2 separate regions of the Mus musculus genome follow, and region 2 is linked to region 1. The links are chromatin loops, found by intact Hi-C in ENCODE. Cell type or tissue: heart. All regions are shown on one strand.

What was found. Hi-C counts contacts between places; a loop is a spot of excess contacts. Peaks named below come from ENCODE experiments on the same cell type or tissue, not always from the same donor. Only the 100,000 strongest peaks of a DNase experiment are listed, where the experiment ranks them.
Region 2: a loop joins it to region 1, with 2.4 times the contacts of the local background. A loop is called at or near these places in 4 of 42 quality-filtered maps.

The regions. Positions count from the first base shown.
Region 1 is chr9:102,350,784-102,358,783 of GRCm38, forward strand. It overlaps Ephb1 (Eph receptor B1), which reads right to left and starts at 3,910. Exons shown (of 16, transcript NM_173447.3): 1 at 3,499-3,910. The coding sequence starts at 3,556. In heart, no CTCF peak of the experiment used is centred here; DNase peaks (open chromatin) are centred at 3,028 and 3,908; H3K4me3 peaks cover 2,756 bases; H3K27ac peaks cover 339 bases; H3K27me3 peaks cover 7,477 bases.
Region 2 is chr9:102,101,770-102,109,769 of GRCm38, forward strand. All of the region lies in intron 3 of Ephb1 (Eph receptor B1), which reads right to left. Among named protein-coding and RNA genes, the nearest start is that of Gm31233, 100 kb to the right of the region's middle. In heart, no CTCF peak of the experiment used is centred here; no DNase peak of the experiment used is centred here; H3K27me3 peaks cover 1,658 bases.

The DNA.
Region 1 (8,000 bases):
GAAACCTCCCCCAGATTTTGGACTGCAGTCTAATGCGGACCTATCCTCCTGACGGTGTTCCCAGGGGCATCGGGATCTTCTTAGGGAGCCTACAGAAAGTGAACTTGCTGAACTTGGAGCCAAGAGTTCACAGCAAGCTGCCCAGGCAAACACAGGCTTCCAGATATCTTAGAACCCTTGACCACAATGGCTGTCCCCTCTTTGGGGTTTCAAAATAGTCTCTCCCTCTTTCCCATGCAACAATAGCATGGCTTTCTTGAGTCTTCGTATTCCACAGAACTCTTTCAGACTATTTATAGTTTTTTTTTTCTCAACTTAAATATTACACAAGTGGCTCTTTAACTGTGGTCTGGTTCCAGCATCTAAGACTGGAATGGGAGGGCCCTAAATTCACTAGATAGTGAAGGTACTGAGGGTGGGAGGTGGATGATAGTCTCCAAGTGACAGAGCTAGAGATAAAAAAAAAAAAAGCCAGAGGCCATGGTCCGGCTTCGTGGAGAAGTGGGTGTCTATGGGGAGACCTTGTGTCCCAAAGCCCAGAGGACATCAACAGCTCTCACCATCTGTCTGGGTCCCCTCTGAAAACCAATCCAGAAAGCCCAGCAAAGCCTTTCCCCTGCACTGCTTGTGTTCTCCTAACACCTCACAGAGCAGACTGGCTGGAAAGGGAGACAGGCAGGAGGGAAGGGAGGAGATATGTTCTCTTTCAGTCTGGTTCCCCCATATAAAGACCAACCAGCTTCCGGTCAGATGACATGTCCCTCTACCCTCATTCTGTCCCTACCTCATTTAGACCAGGTAGTGTAGATCCCGGAACACACCCGCTGTTTCTCCCTCCCTCCCTCCCTCCCTCCCTCCTTTCTCTCTCTTTTACCTTCCTTCCTCCACCCAGACACAGGTCACATTAGGGACCTGACTTCCTTCACCCACATCTCCCCATCAGGACCACGAGTGACAGGCACTGTTCTTTTGTACCCGCCCCAGCTTAAACTGAGGACCTGCCTGAAATCCACCCACCCCAGAGATGCCAGGAAAAAGACAAGATGAACTGGCTGAAACCACGGAGGAGAACACTGCCTCCCCAGAGCTGAGTTTGGGGAGGGCCCTGCTGTCTGTGTAGGCGGCTCATTGATCCACTCCTCTGAGAATTATTCCGTGCTCATCACAAACCAAATGAGGCTGGCCCCAACCCAGCCAGGCAGGCGGGAAGGCGGCTCTGTGTGTTGAGAGGAGAAAATGAACCTGCCTGTTGTCATTCGAGAAAAAGGAGGGAGTGAATGGTGTGTTCTGCCCCTGCGCGCTGAGCAGGGGCAAGACTCTGCTTTAATATTCTGCTGAATGTGGTATTTCTTTTAACCCTTTCAGAGATTTTTTTTCAATCCCCAGAATAAGGCTTTCCTGCCTAGCAAGGGGTAAAGCTCCCAACCTGGACACTGAGAGACGGGCCACAGCTCCGAAGTAGACCCTGGCAGCAGGCCTAGGTGATACGGCCCATGCACACCAGACTGGGTACACAATGGCACCCATGAACAGCTCCGCCAGGAAGGCAAGGGACTAGTGGGGGGAGGGACGACAAGTGTTTCAGGAGGAATGTGTCCTGGCGCCTGATGTGTTCTGTTCCCTCGAATTTGCTCTGCAAACTAGTTTGCCTATATACACATTCCCTCCATCTATTGAGACTCAAAGCCGAGAGCGCACTTCCTAAAGTGTACATCTGAGACCGAATCCCTGACCCTTCGGAGGTGCAAAGAGAGGTAAACCGGACCAGCGCAGCCCCAAACTGAAGACTTGAAGCCACCCCAGCTCACAGTCCTGTAGGCCACTCCACCTTGCGACAGTTCTCAACCGGCTTTGTTGCGGGGTGATTTCTCTCCTTTTCTATTTCGACTGCTTCTGCACGTGTCTCCGGATGAATCAACCTCAAGCCTACGCTGGGGTGCTAGCCACACTCCATACCAGTCGAAACCCTGCACATTCCAAAAGTCACACACACACACACACACACACACACACACACACACACACACACACACACGAAGACCAGCAGCCTCGCAGGGCAGCAGGAGGTCAAGCGCAAACAAAAAGCCACCTTCAGGAAACAAGCGAGAGCTTTCTGTGCAGTAATTGCTGCTTCCTCGCTTACCCATCTCCACGGAGACTGAGCAGCGGTAGTCTTTGCCATGGCTAAGACATCTTCCCTGCTATGACCAAGAGGGGCACGGGTGTATGCCAGTGCTTACTGGAAGGGTTAGAGACGCTGGACCAATGTTGGTCTGGAGTTTCCACTGAACGAGTCCGTTTCACCTGGAACCTGCAATCCAGTGGAGCCAGCTCTCAAATGGGAACACAACAGGGGAAACAGAGAGCTGCGAACCTTCCACGAGGAATGTCCCTACGGGTGGAGTCCACCTGGCCAGAGACATCCATCGGGATGTGGGGCTTCCAGCAGGGGTGGCGTGGCGGCGGCGCCTCACCCCAGAGTTGCTCTGTTCGAGATAACTCTAACTGCTCCTTCTCTACTGAGATGCGTCCCTGGAGGTGGCGGCCGCCGCGGCTCCGCAGGGAAGGTTGGGGGCGGGGAAGGGGGCGGGAGGCGGGGAGGCGAGCAGGGATTTCCCACGGGATTCGCGGGAGCCCTGAGCGCCGGGGCTCCTGGGTGCGCCGGGTAAGGGGTCCGCTGAGCGGGTTTGGCTGGCCACCAGCGGGAGGCACAACCACGCTGAGCCAGCAGGGATGGTGTCTTGGCTCGTGGGCTCGCAGCCACGCAGTCTCTTCTAACTGCCGGATGAGTTTAAGCACCGCCAGCACTCACCCAAGCCCACCCCTGCTCCAAAGCTCAGAAGGCGAGAAAGGCGTCCGCCTCGCACTTGCTGTCCCTGGAAGATTGCAACCCGGCAGCTTCTAGGGCTGATTTCCCCCCCAGGGTGCGGTCAATGGATTTGGCCCCTCTCGTTTGGCAGTCACTTGCTGGGGTACTAGTAGGACCTTCTGTGATCCCCCAAGCAGCCTGCCTGCGGAGCCCAGAGTCCGGAAACCTCAGACTGCGAAAGGGAGACAGCAAGCTACCGCTCGCCAGCCAGCGCATCCAGGCCCGGGATAGAAAGAGCCGAAGGTGCCGACTCTAGGAGCCCAGTGGCCCGAGGTATCGCTTCCCAGACCAGCTTCGCCCAGAGCTAAGGAGCTTGCACCGCAATGCAGCGGGATCCAGGCTCTCTAAGCCGGAGATGTCCGGTGATCGTGCTGTCTGGGAGCACCAGAGCGCAGGAGCCGAAAGACTCTGCGTGCGAACGAACCTGCTGTGGGCGCCCAGGGTCGGCGCAGGGCATGCCTGTGGGTACCGCCCCATCCCGGTGCCCCATCTCTACCCAGGATCGGTGACATTCTCTCTCTCCAGCACCAGGATGCCCGGCCGAGCAGCCAAAGGAGCCCTGCAAAGCGCGCGGCACCCATGAACTGGCAGCCGGCAGCCACCAAGTTGCTCCGCGAAGGGTACGTTACCTTCCATCGCGGCCACTGCAGATGCCAGGAGGAAGAGCAGCAAGCAATCCAGGGCCATCGCCGGCCAGCGGCCCCCAGGCCGAGCCCCAGCGGAGACGCGCCGCGTCCCAGGGCGCCGCTGCGCTCCCGGCGGGTGGCTTCTCCGTGTCCTTTCGCGCTCTGGCCGGGACCGGACTCCCCGGAGCGCGGCGTGGGCGTGGGCGGGAGTGTGCGCGCGTGGGGCGGTGCGGGCGCGCGTGGATGTGGGTGTGCATGTGTGTGTGTGTGTTTATGGGAGAGGTGGGTGTGTGCGTGCGTGTGTGAGAGAGGGTGAGGGAGAGCGAGCCTGGGAGAGCGCGCGAGAGCGTGTGCGTCCTGGTGTCACATTGCGAGCTACAGCGGAGCCTACGGGAGGACAGAGCGGGCCAGACTGACGGGGGAGGGAGCGGGATCCCCCACCATCAGCTCTCTCTCCACCCCTAACACCTCCTGTCCAATCAAGGAATCAAACCTGCAAAATTCCCTCATCCAATCAGGCGCGAGCACCTCCTTACACTGGCATTGTTAGTTTAAGAAAAACTTTTGCTTGCAAGGCTGTGTGGGAGGGTTAGGAAGGCGCTAGGAGGTGATCGCGCTCCCTCTTGTGGTGATTTAGGAGAACTGCAGCCTCGCACGCTCGCTTTCCCCAAGCTGAAAAGGAGGGGCTCAGCCAAGAAGTCAACTGAGGTCCCTTATGCTTACAGACACCCCACAGCTACTCCTGACTATTCCTATGCAGAATGCCGCCACCCTATATCATTTTACTAATCAATTTTGTTTATTTTTGAGTCTTGTCTGATCTCGTTCACTCAGAATTCCTGGAACCTTAACAGTGTCTTATTCTTGGCATGCATCTGTGGAGTGAGTGAATATGGTTTCAAGACTTTATGGCCGGCTGCTCGGGGGTAGTTAGAACACCCTGTGGGCTTCCTATCATATCCTCAGCTGTATATCTCCAAAAGTCTCTTCCCAGGTGGATCTCTGAGCATCCACTGTAGGGCCTGCTGTCAGAAGACAGTCATAATGGGAAGACATGAAGAAACAGCCGAAAGTCTGACAACTTGTTGGGGTATGGGGAAGGGAGACATTGCTTTGAACCAGGCCTGGAGGTAGGTGGGAAGGACTGAGTTCTGCAACCACAGGAAAACCAGGCTCCAGAATAGAAGTGGTTTCCCACCATCAGCTCTGATGATAATGCCCCATTTTGCTGTCTGTTGATCAGGTCAGGCTGTTTCAGATCCGGCCCTGGCCTTGATGCTTGTCAGAAGCTGTGTGGCAGAAGGTCCTCACCTCCTCCCGCAAGGTTAGGGATGCTCCTGGAAGACTCATGTGGGAGGGGCTTCAGCCCCCTCCCCAAACCTTTTAAAGACATTAACATCTGGCAACTCTCCTTTGGGAATTTAGTTACATTGATTCCCCACCCTGGGTACTTACTCTGTCTTTCACAGACACTGCCTCCCTCTTCACCACCCCAGCCACACTCAGACCCCTGATTCTGACAGGTCTTTGTTTCCCAGACTTTGACACAGGCTGTTTGTGTCTTCCCCTACCATCCACCCATCCGGCCTCAGAACCTGAAAGGATGACGTCAGTGACCGCTGCTTAATCTTCCCTAATACTACCTCAGCTGCTCTTTGTCCCTCCACAGCACTGTGTCTTGAAGTCCCTTAAGTGAGGGATGCCCCTCTCTGACATGGGTGAGTACTGGGTCTTTTGCAGCTTTGGCAACACTCTCCACAGTCCAATTTCACTGCCTACCTGTCTTACTACTTCTTGCCCTTCCTCCTTCATCCCTCCAGCCTCTAAGAGAGGAATCCCCAAAGCTCTTACCTTGAAACCCCTCCCCCTCCCTGCACTGGTGACCAACTGCATCCATCCCTGTGGATGGATTATAGATAGATGATGGATGGAAAACAGACTGATGGATGGATGGATGGATGGATGGATGGATGGACAGACAAATGGATGGGTGGATGGACAGACAGATAGGTGAATGGACAGATGAATGGATGGATAAATGGGTGGATGGATGGATGGATGGATGGATGGATGGATGGATGGATGAATGATGACAAGCAGATGAATGGATGGGTGGGGTGGGTAGATGATCTCAGATGGATGTTGGGTGCATGCATGAGTGGTTTGTGGGCTCTTTCCTTCCCTCCACCCCACCAAGCACACCCAGCAAAACCCCCTCTCCTGCTTCCTCTTCTTTATGCCTTTGTCTCAGGTCTATCCATCTGTCTCAGCTCTGTGTCACCCCTCCTCCCTCTGGACAACTGAAGAATCTAACTGGCCACCCGGTTTCTGTCCTCTGTAACCCCGCTGAGTGCTGCCGCCAGCGTAATCTTTCCTAAGCTAATCTTGGTCTTATCTCTTCATAGTGTTTCAACCCAGCGGCTCCTCACTGTCTCCTGAAGAAAGACAGGCCACTCTGGCGAGGCCTCCAGATTCCAGGACAGGATTCCCAGAACTGTATTCTCATCCCAGTTTTTGCTAGGCGTTCTCTTGGCCTGCAACTCTTGGCTCCTCGGTGCCTCCGTATCCTACCTTAGCCCATCCCACATTCACCCACCTATTCAGGAAATGTTTACTGGGTGCACCAGGCACACCGTGGAGCAGACCGGGGACATGATGGACAGGAAACTTATCACATAGTAGAGTAATGACAATAAAAAAGTGGGCAATGGTGTGCTAGGCTGTCAAAGGCCTTGAGGACAACAGAACACGGAAGCTGCTGTGCTGGGCAGGACAGAAACAGCATTGGTTTGTTGAGCACCATGTATGGTGTTTACTTTCATAACCAAAATGAAGTTAGTTGAATTTCTTGCCTTCTCTTTCTACCCACATCCATCGAGGAGCTTTTTTTGCTGTCCCTCTGATCCATCTCTTCCAGCCACATCTCCGTGTGTGCTCTGTCGGTCTCCCTGATCTGGCTGCAGATAGAACTGGACACTATCCACCTGTGAAATGTCACACCTTGGAGGTCCCTTGGAGCACACCAAGTAGAGTACAGACATCCAAAAAGAACCCTGCTAGGTCTTTCAACCACCAGCTGAGCTCTCTGAAAACAGCAGTTTCCTGGTCTCACCCCTGCTGAGTGAGATCAGTAGGGAACTGGGAGAAGCAGACCCTTCAGTGTGGTCTGATAGCCCTGCCTCCCTTTACTTAGTGAAGCTTGGTCTAACTGTTTCAAATTGCTCCAGAGCTTCCTCTAGAGACAGCTTGGAGGTGATACACCATGCTAGACCCAGGCTCCCAATTTCATCTCTTCTGATTTGTTTCATGTGGTGCCTGCACTGGAAATGTCTTTCTATTAGAAGGAAAGAGTCTACATACTACCTGGAAGGAGGAAGGCAGAGACAGGTAATTGATGGCTGGATTGCCAGGGGTGGCAGTATCCACCCAAGGACTATGGCGACAGCCTCTGTGACTTCTAGAAGTTGCTGATGCTTTCAGGGAGAAGACCCTCAGTTGGGGGCTGCCTGCCTGTTAATTTTTCCTTATAACTGAAGAAACAGGCTTTTCCTGAACACGTTAATCAAATCACTGTTGTTGGGTTTTGGGGGGGGGAGACCTTGAGGTGGGGTGGGTTTTTGTTTGTGGGGGGAGGGTTGCTGCTTTGGTTTTTAGTTTTTAGGTTTTTGCTGTGCTGTTTTGTTTTGTCCTGTGGAATGTACTGATCTTTCTCATGCAGTGAGTTGTACCCCAAATACCCTAAACAGCATGGCTGGTGCAAGCCAACAAGCCTGAGGACATGTCATACCCCACCACCACACCTTCCTTTGCTATGTTTCCCTTCTCTGATGTCAAATGCTCAGTTGTTCTCTTGATTAATCACTGAGCTATTTGATATCACTAAATCACGCCTGCAGAGTGACAGATGTGCACTACCAAGGCCAGCAGCCGAGGGCTTGCAGACACCCAAGCAGGGACCGAACCCTTTCCGGGAGACTCCGAGGCCCTTCTGGCTGAAAGGCTTGGAGGAAGCCCACCAGTTCACTACTTACAAGGAATCAATTTGAGGTCTCGTGGTTGTAAAGTGTTGCTGGTGAAAACAATTGCAACATTTTCATCTCAAGGTTACCTGGTTAGAAAGTTCTCCATCTGCCCCCAACTTACACACTTTTTTTATTATATACACAACCTGTGTCTTCATTCTACCTGTTAGCTTACAACCTGGAGAGAGACCGCTCGCTTGGGTGCTTGTATGTGAGAATTTCCTTTTAAAATATATTCTCCTCATAAAGCAATGCTTTTGTTACCTACTTTGTGACTTTGCAGAGTCTTAAGCTGTAAGACATATTCTTCATTAATTCTTCTCTGAGACGTATGTGGACTCTTTTAAGATTCGTTTGAGTGCATGGTAGTCAATGAGATACTTCTGCTACTTCTTTGTTCTTTCTGCATTCACTCAGCAGCAGTTTTTGCTGCTTCTTGTAGAGTTCTGGGGAGAGCCTGTGATGTCTGTAATCTAGTCTCTT
Region 2 (8,000 bases), 250 kb before region 1:
CTGGAGAGCTCCCATTGATCACCACTCTTCTGAGCCCTCTCTCCTTGGTTCTGAGAGACCCCTCACTTTTTGGCACGGCCAGCAGCCTGAAAGAATATCAACTGGGAACCCCACTCTGAGCTTGCACAACTAGTGACCCAAGGAAGGGCTTGCGATGGCCCAATTCTGAGGTCCTTTCTGGTTTTAATTGAATTGATTACCATATAAGAGCATGCACTATAAAGATTGATTCGGAGTGGATGAAAGACCCAAATTTAAAAAGCTAAAAACTGCAAAATTCTTTGGAAAAAAAAAACCACAGGCATAAATCTTCATGTCCTTGGGTTGGGTAATGAGTTTCTCAGCTACGACACCAAAGCACGGCAACAAAAAGAAATAATAGGTAAATTGGATTTCATCGAAATCAAAAACTTTCATGCTTCAAAGGACACTATCAAGAAAGTAAAAAAAGACAAACCACAGAATGGGGAAAAAAATTGGAAATTATATATCTGATAAGATTGTACCAATAGGGGTATGTAAAGAACTCTTACAATTCAACAATAAAAAGAAAAATAGCCCAATTTAAAAATAGGCAAAAAGTATAGCCTAAACATCTCTGAAGATATCCAAATGGTCCAAATAAATACATAAAAATACACTCAGCATCATTAGGGAAATGCACATCAAAGCCTCAGTGAGATGCTACTTTGCACTCAGGATAGTGGCAATAATAAGAGAGACAGGCAATAGAAGGGTCAAGGATGTGGAGAAACTTGCATTGTCGGTGGGAAGGCAAGGATACTGAAAAGGAGTTTATCAGTTCTAGGAGCTAAGAATAGTGTGTGACCCAGAAACTCTGATCCCAGACATACGCCTAAGAAAACAGAAAAGTTACATCCTCACAAAAACTTGCACTACGATGTCAACATCAGCATTATTTGGAGTAGTCAAAAAATAGAAATAAATTAAATATTCATCTGCTAATGAGCAGAGAAGCAAAACGTGGGCTATCTATACGATGGGATGTTATTCAGTCAGAGAGAGAAATGAAGTCCCTTGCTGTAGACACAGGCTACCACCCGGAGAGCTTTAAAACGTTGCTAAGCGAGCAAAGCCAATCACAAAAGGCCATGCATATGCAAGTTCACTGATTGGAAATGTTCCTCGTGGGCAAATCCACAGAGAGAGGACAGGTCTTGGTTGCCAGGGATTAGGGATGCTGAGGATCATGAGTGGCAGGTGAATGTATGCGGGCTTCTTTTGGGTGATGAAATATTTTAAAATGAGATAGTGGAGATGGCTGTATGAGTTTGTGACAACGCCCTTAAAAGTTTTTTTTTTCCTATATATGAACCAAACTTCACCATGGAAGGCTTGTGGGCTTGTGAGCTGGCATGAAGCATACTCTGATATTCTTCCCCTGACCTTCCCAACCCTCAGTGGCTCAGCACTTCTTTTTGACTGTCCCTTGTACAACTGCACTCATATGATTGGTTGATCTGGGGTAAACATGGTGGCATCTTCTCTCACGGGCCTTAGTGAAAAAGTCACCTAGAGCTATGTTCCAGAATAGCTATATATGTCCTTGTGCCCTGGGCTTCTATACCATGGTGGCGGGATCTCAGGAGACAGAAATCAAAAGCAGATAGTTTCTGAGGGCCTTGGCCCAGCAAATAAGAGCCTATGGGCAGGCACTGCATCTGACATACATGGACATAGGAATGCCACAGAGATGTGATCAAGGTCACATGGTGACAGAGCAGGCACAGAATCTATAGCTCCAAATCCCATTGTGTCAAAAGGCTTGTTTAGCTCCTTTGGGGACATAAGACCCTGGCCTGCCATTTCATGACTATGGGTCACCACCTTCATCAAACCCATTAAGAAGCCATACCTAAAGCTGGTACAGCCCCATACCCCCTACACACACACACACACATTGGACACACTCTGACACACCTAAGTCACACCGGGTGTAAAGGGCTGCCTGCCTCACTCTCCTGTCTCTTGTCACCTTTGCCACCATCCTTTCCTTCCTCTCGCTCCTGCTTTCTCAGCTCTTGTGGGTTTTTTTTTTTTTTTTAGTTGTTTCGAGCAGGCAGAGTTCACTCCTCAGGTAGTGGCTAATTGGAAGACCTGCTTGTAACCGTGCCAGCTGCCAGGGAGCAGTCCTGCAGGAGAAAATTGACCCATGTCACAATATCCTGGGAAATGTGGTACTCAGGCACTCTCAGCGACACCGGAATTCTAAATGTCAGCTTAGCGGCCGTGGAGCAGTAAATGATTGGGTACCACTCAGAGGCGACTCCTTTAGTAATGAAATTTTTCCTACCTCCAGTGTAAACCTGCCAGAGATGCTAGTGTGAGTTTCCTTGTTTCTTATCATAGAATTAAGGAAGAAGAAGCTACTGGACACAGGGGACCAGCCTGATGGACAACAGGATACATGAAGAACACTAGCTGATGCAACTGGTTTCATAGGGTCCATTATGGCTTGACTGTCATGGACTTAAACAGGGAGGATAACTACCTTCCGTACATGCTCCTTTTCAACTGCATTCTGCTCAGGTGTCACTGGATATTCTGTTTTTGGGGGGAAGGGGGGTTTCAAGACAGGGTTTCTCTGTGTAGCCCTGGCTGTCCTGGAACTCACTCTGTAGACGAAGCTGGCCTCGAACTCAGAAATTCGCCTGCCTCTGCCTCCCAAGTGCTGGGATTAAAGGCGTGTGCCACCACTGCCCGGCTTCACTGGGTATTTTTGAAGAAAGGTTTCCTGTCATCAAATCCTGGGAAAATATCACACTGAATTGTGTTAAAAGCCAGCTTGGCTGGCCACTGTCACCAGTGTCTCCCCACTAAACTCTACAGGAGGCTGAAAAGCACACTGGACTATGCAAGTTCTGAGGAATCCTGCAAGTGATGTACATCCTGCATCCTGCATCCTGCATCCTGCATCCTGCATCCTGCATCCTGCATCCTGCATCCTGAGTCAGGATAATTAGACCCCGCCTCTGAAAAGCTCAGACACCTACTAGGGGCCTGAGCTCTGTGGAGCTTTGGATGCTGGGACAGGACTCCACATGTAAGGGGCAGGTGGGTGGGATGAGACAGTGAAGCCAAAGCGGAAGAAACGTGCTTAGCCTCTGATACCGGGGTCCAGTGAGCACAAGTCCCATGTGAAATGTTCTTGGAGTCTCTGGTTTTTCTCAGGATGGTAAGATGGGCAGAACCTTCACAGAGATAGAATGATACCTAACCTAAGAGGTTAGCATGAGGAAAGACCAAGAGACGCTTTCCAGATGGCCCTCCAGGATGAAGAGCCCAGGATATCCCCCCCCCAAGATCTACAATGGTGGTAAAAGAGACAAAAATAAGCGAGCAAGAGAGCCCCCGGTAGGGCCTGTCCCCCTGTGCAGGGCATGAAGACTCTCAAGGAGGGCAGAACCCAGTGTCTGCCAGGAAGGCTACCAGGCCACCATTCCCATTTCAATACTCAGTACAACTCAGTCATTACAGGGGTCCGACACCAGTGTTGTGATGAGGGCCCTTCATTTGCCTTCTGCCACATCCATCAAGTGAAATTAAGAGCAGAGATCTGAGGATGCTCAGGGATCCAGTGCTCAACACTACCTGGCTTTTTGCAGATCCATTCCTCTGTCTCCTGATCTGTCTGTTTGTAGTCCAGCTAACATTTCTCACTTGGCCTACCCCTCTGCCAACCCCATAGGTCTGGTCTCAATGCCTTTGGAGGGGGCACATTGTGGGCAAAATCCAATATTTCAGTATGTGATTGCTCTCTACAGCTGATCAAATGTGATTTTCCAGTTGAGAGAGAAAAATAAATTCACTAAAAATGAAAAAGAGAGAGAGAGAGTTAAATGGAAGCCAATAACCTAAAAGACAAAGGATTCTCATCATGGCCCAAGCAGGTAAGAGGTCCATTTTCTGGGGTGTCCCATAAAAGAACATGCTTTTGTATGCCTGTGTTGCATATAGTCCATGTGTAGACATATGCAAGCACGGCAGAGTGCACACATGTCAGGGCATTTGACTGTGACACTGTATAACAGAGTCACCACACTCAGAACCTGGGAGGAAGAGTGACAGAAGACCTGGGAGTGTAAAACAATGGGCCCTCAGAATACAGGGACAGTGGAACCAACTCCAAGATGGCCTTGGCCTTTGAGAGGGGAAGAAGGCCAGATAGGAGGGAATTAGTAAGCATTCCAGAGTGAGGGAGACGAGAGACAAGAGGGGGGATGGCTTAAGAGTAGAGGACAGAGGCTCTGAAGAGGTGGTCTGTAAAGTGCTTACTGCACAAACATAAAGACCTGAGTTTGATTCCTAGAACTTACATTAAAAATAAGCTGGGCATGCAAGTATAATCTCAGTACTGGTGAAGCAGACAGGTAGACTTCTGACTTCTTCTGAGGCTTTCTGGCCAGCCAATCTAGCAAAGATTTGATATCAGCCTCTGGTCTCTCTCTCTCTCTCTCTCTCTCTCTCTCTCTCTCTCTCTCTCTCTCTCTCTCCCCTCTCCCCTCTCCCCTCTCCCCTCTCCCCTCTCCTCCCCTCTCCTCCCCTCTCCTCCCCTCCCCTCCCCTCCCGTCTCCTCTCCTCTCCTCTCCTCTCCTCTCCTCTCCTCTCCTCTCCTCTCCTCTCCTCTCCTCTCCTCTCCTCTCCTCTCCTCTCCTCTCCTCTCTCTTCTCTCCTCTCTCTTCTCTCCTCTCTCTTCTCTCCTCTCCTCTCCTCTCTCTTCCCCCTCTCTCCCTTTCTCTCTCTCTCTCTCTCTCTCTCTCTCTCTCTCTCTCTCTCTCTCTCTCTCTCACACACACACACACACACACACACACACAACCACTTTCCCTCTCACCCTAACCCCATATCTCTAACACACAGGGAGAGGAGGGAGAAGAAAAAAGAGAAGATGGGGACAGAACAAATTCAAGACACAGAGGGTTCTAAGGAGCATGTGGAACTAGAAGTTCAGGCATTAGGGACCTAGGGACTTGATAACTGAAACTAATTATTGAGGTATAACCAGAAACTGCTCAAAGGAGAAAATCAGAGAGAGGAAAGGGAGAAAGACAAAGAAATGAAATATCCATGCTGTGTAGAGCAGGGTGTGCCCTGAGCCAGGAGGGTCTCAGTGTAGATGCTGGAGACTCTAGGTCACACTCTGCCTCCCATGGAGGCTCCTCCTACAGCTTTCGTCTAGACTCTGGCTTCCATTCTGCCTCCTTTGGTCCCTTTCTTACACACAGTCCTCGTGCAGGGTCTTCTGCTGGGGTGGACACTGCAAACTTATCCTGAGCAGCACATGGCACCTGGGGCTCATCTTGGCACCTGTCTAGGAACCTGTGCTGGGCCCCTCCTGTGCCCTGACCCCACCTCTGCCCTGATCCCTCCTCTGCCCTGGCCCCCTCCTCTGCCCTGGCCCCCTCCTCTGCCCTGGCCCCCTTCTCTGCCCTGGCCCCCTTCTCTGCCCTGGCCCCCTTCTCTGCCCTGGCCCTTCCTCTGCCCTGGCCCCCTCCTCTGCCTTGGCCTCCTCCTCTGCCCTGGCCCCTCCTCTCCTCTGGCCTCCTCTCCCCTAGCCCCCTCCTCTCTCCTCATCCTGTCCTTTGCTCTGGCCCCCTCCTCTTCCCAGGCTTCATTTAATCCTGGTATCAGGATACTCCTGGTATGACAAGTGAGGGTCTGTGCACAGCTGCTCCTTTACCGGGGGTCACTAAGCAGGCCTAACGGGCACTTCCACTCCTTCTGCTTGGGACAAGCAGATGTTCCCCACTCAGTCCTCACAGGTGGATACTGAGCAGAGTGGAGAACTGGCCCAGAGCTCAGCCCTTGGGGGGCTCCCACCCTGCTTTGCCTCCTCTATACCCAAGGCTCTGTGCTGGCAATTATCCCTGATTTCAGAGCCTCCCGCCTCGTATCCACTTCCCACTGCCCACCTGTCTCATTTGTGCCCGAGAGGGCTCTAAGAAACTCCAAGCATCTTTGTGTGGAAAATGCATTAGAAAGCATGAAATCTATTGGAAATCTAATGAGACCAGAATAGAAATAGAAAGACAAATTCAACTTCTTTCTGGTAGTACCGGCTTTGATGCTGCTCCAGGGAGCCTGGGAGTGGGCAGGGCTCTCTTTGTGCTCAAAAGGGCCCTGGATGAAAGTCAGCAGACCTGCGTTCACCTTCACGCCAGCTCTGGCCCTTTGGTGGAGGCAGATAAACCTAGCTTGGGAGTGAAACAGAAAGTGTTTCACACCCTCTGCCAGCAATGGGTTCTCCCCCAGATTTCAAAAGCCCATAGAGGAGGGTGACTGAGTCTCCTGTTGCAGAGGGAGCCCTACTTTCTTCATGCCCCATGCCCGATAGATGGAGCTAGACCTTTGAGCCACTGGATCTGCTGAGGAATTCAATGTTCCTCTAATGTTTGAGCCTATTGGCATAATGACTACAGCTAGCAGCCTGAGCGTAAGTTGTGCAGTTGGAGGGCAGCCAGGCTAGAGAATCGGGAGGAGACTCCCAGAAAGAAAAAGACACAGAGACACACAGTGATACTTGAAAATGTTCAAGCCAGACTAGAGAGTAGGGAAGAGAACCCCAGAAAGAAAAAGACACCCAGACAGAGAAGCACCGTGATATTACCTACTCTCCTGTCCTCTGGACTCCAGGAAAGAGTTTAACAAGAGAGAAAGAAAGTCTTCCTAGATGTAGGATAGAAGACAGGCCTCTCCAGGACCAACACACTGGATGTCTACACCAGTCCCCCTTCGTCAGACCTGTGCAGAGGAGCCTACATATGGACCCAAAGACAGTCATCTGAGCAGTAGGTGTCTGTCTGTACCATAAACATGGGGCAAGCATCCTCTGTGGGTATGCCAGGCTTGTGTTGGGCCTTTACATACATGGCCCACGGACAAACCAAGACACAGGAAGACAGGCCTGCACAGGGCAGGGAATTATCAGGACTACTTTTACAAAGCAATGTGAGTCTATAGGAGAAGCCATGGAAGACACCCAGGCTTTCTGCCAGCCGAGCGGATGGATGACTATGTTGGGAAGAGACTGGATCTATTCAAGTTCGGTCACTCATGGGGTGGCTTGGTGAACAGGTCTGTACCTCAGCTCTCTCACATGAAGAAAAGGAGCATAATGGTATCGACTCCATGAGGTTACAGCCAGAAACAACCACGTAGATGCAGAAAAAGGTGCCCCCCCGCCCGCCGCCACGACGTGGGGAGCACTTGATAGTTATGATCCAGTGCTGTAAGTGACAGGCTCCCTAAATATACAACCCAAAAGGCAAGATGAAATGTAGGTACAATATGTTCTTTGAAGTGTTATGCGTGATCGTTTTGGGAAAAACAGATACAAGCCAAATGTCCAACGTTAGAGAAATTGTTCAGCAAATGGTATAATAATACCCAAAGGTAGGCAGCCAAATGGGCAGCCATTAAAAAGAAGATTCTGGATTCTGTTTTACATATCACCATGCTTAAAAAAGAATGTTAGGTCCAAATTAGCATCAACAAGATAAAGAGTCTACAAGTGAGTGCAAATAGACCAGAATACTGACAGAATTATGGGATTTTTTTTTTGCCCATTTCTTTATTATATTTCGGTTCTCAAATTTGGGGCAGTATATTAACTGTTAATTCCAGACTAACATTTTAATGTATTTGAGCCAAAATGAAAGCAGAAGGGGCTAAGGGGAGAGTGAGGCATCAAGACAAATACAGGCCCTTGGAAGCACGGAAGGTACGAAGCCCATGCAGAGAGGAAAATCACGTCCTGTGATAAATCTGAGTTTATGAAGAATGAATACGCCGTGTTGGTGAAAATTGTGTTGTGTCTGGGAAAAAAAAGGAACAATAAATATGTATATGATGTAAATCTCGTAATAAATCTGTGAAGATCTTTTGAGCTAGCAAACTCACACCAAGAGGTCTGTCTGAGCTGTCTCCAGGTGAGTAGGGCCATCCAACAAGGAGGGGGCTGTGCCTGGGTTCCAGGCAGC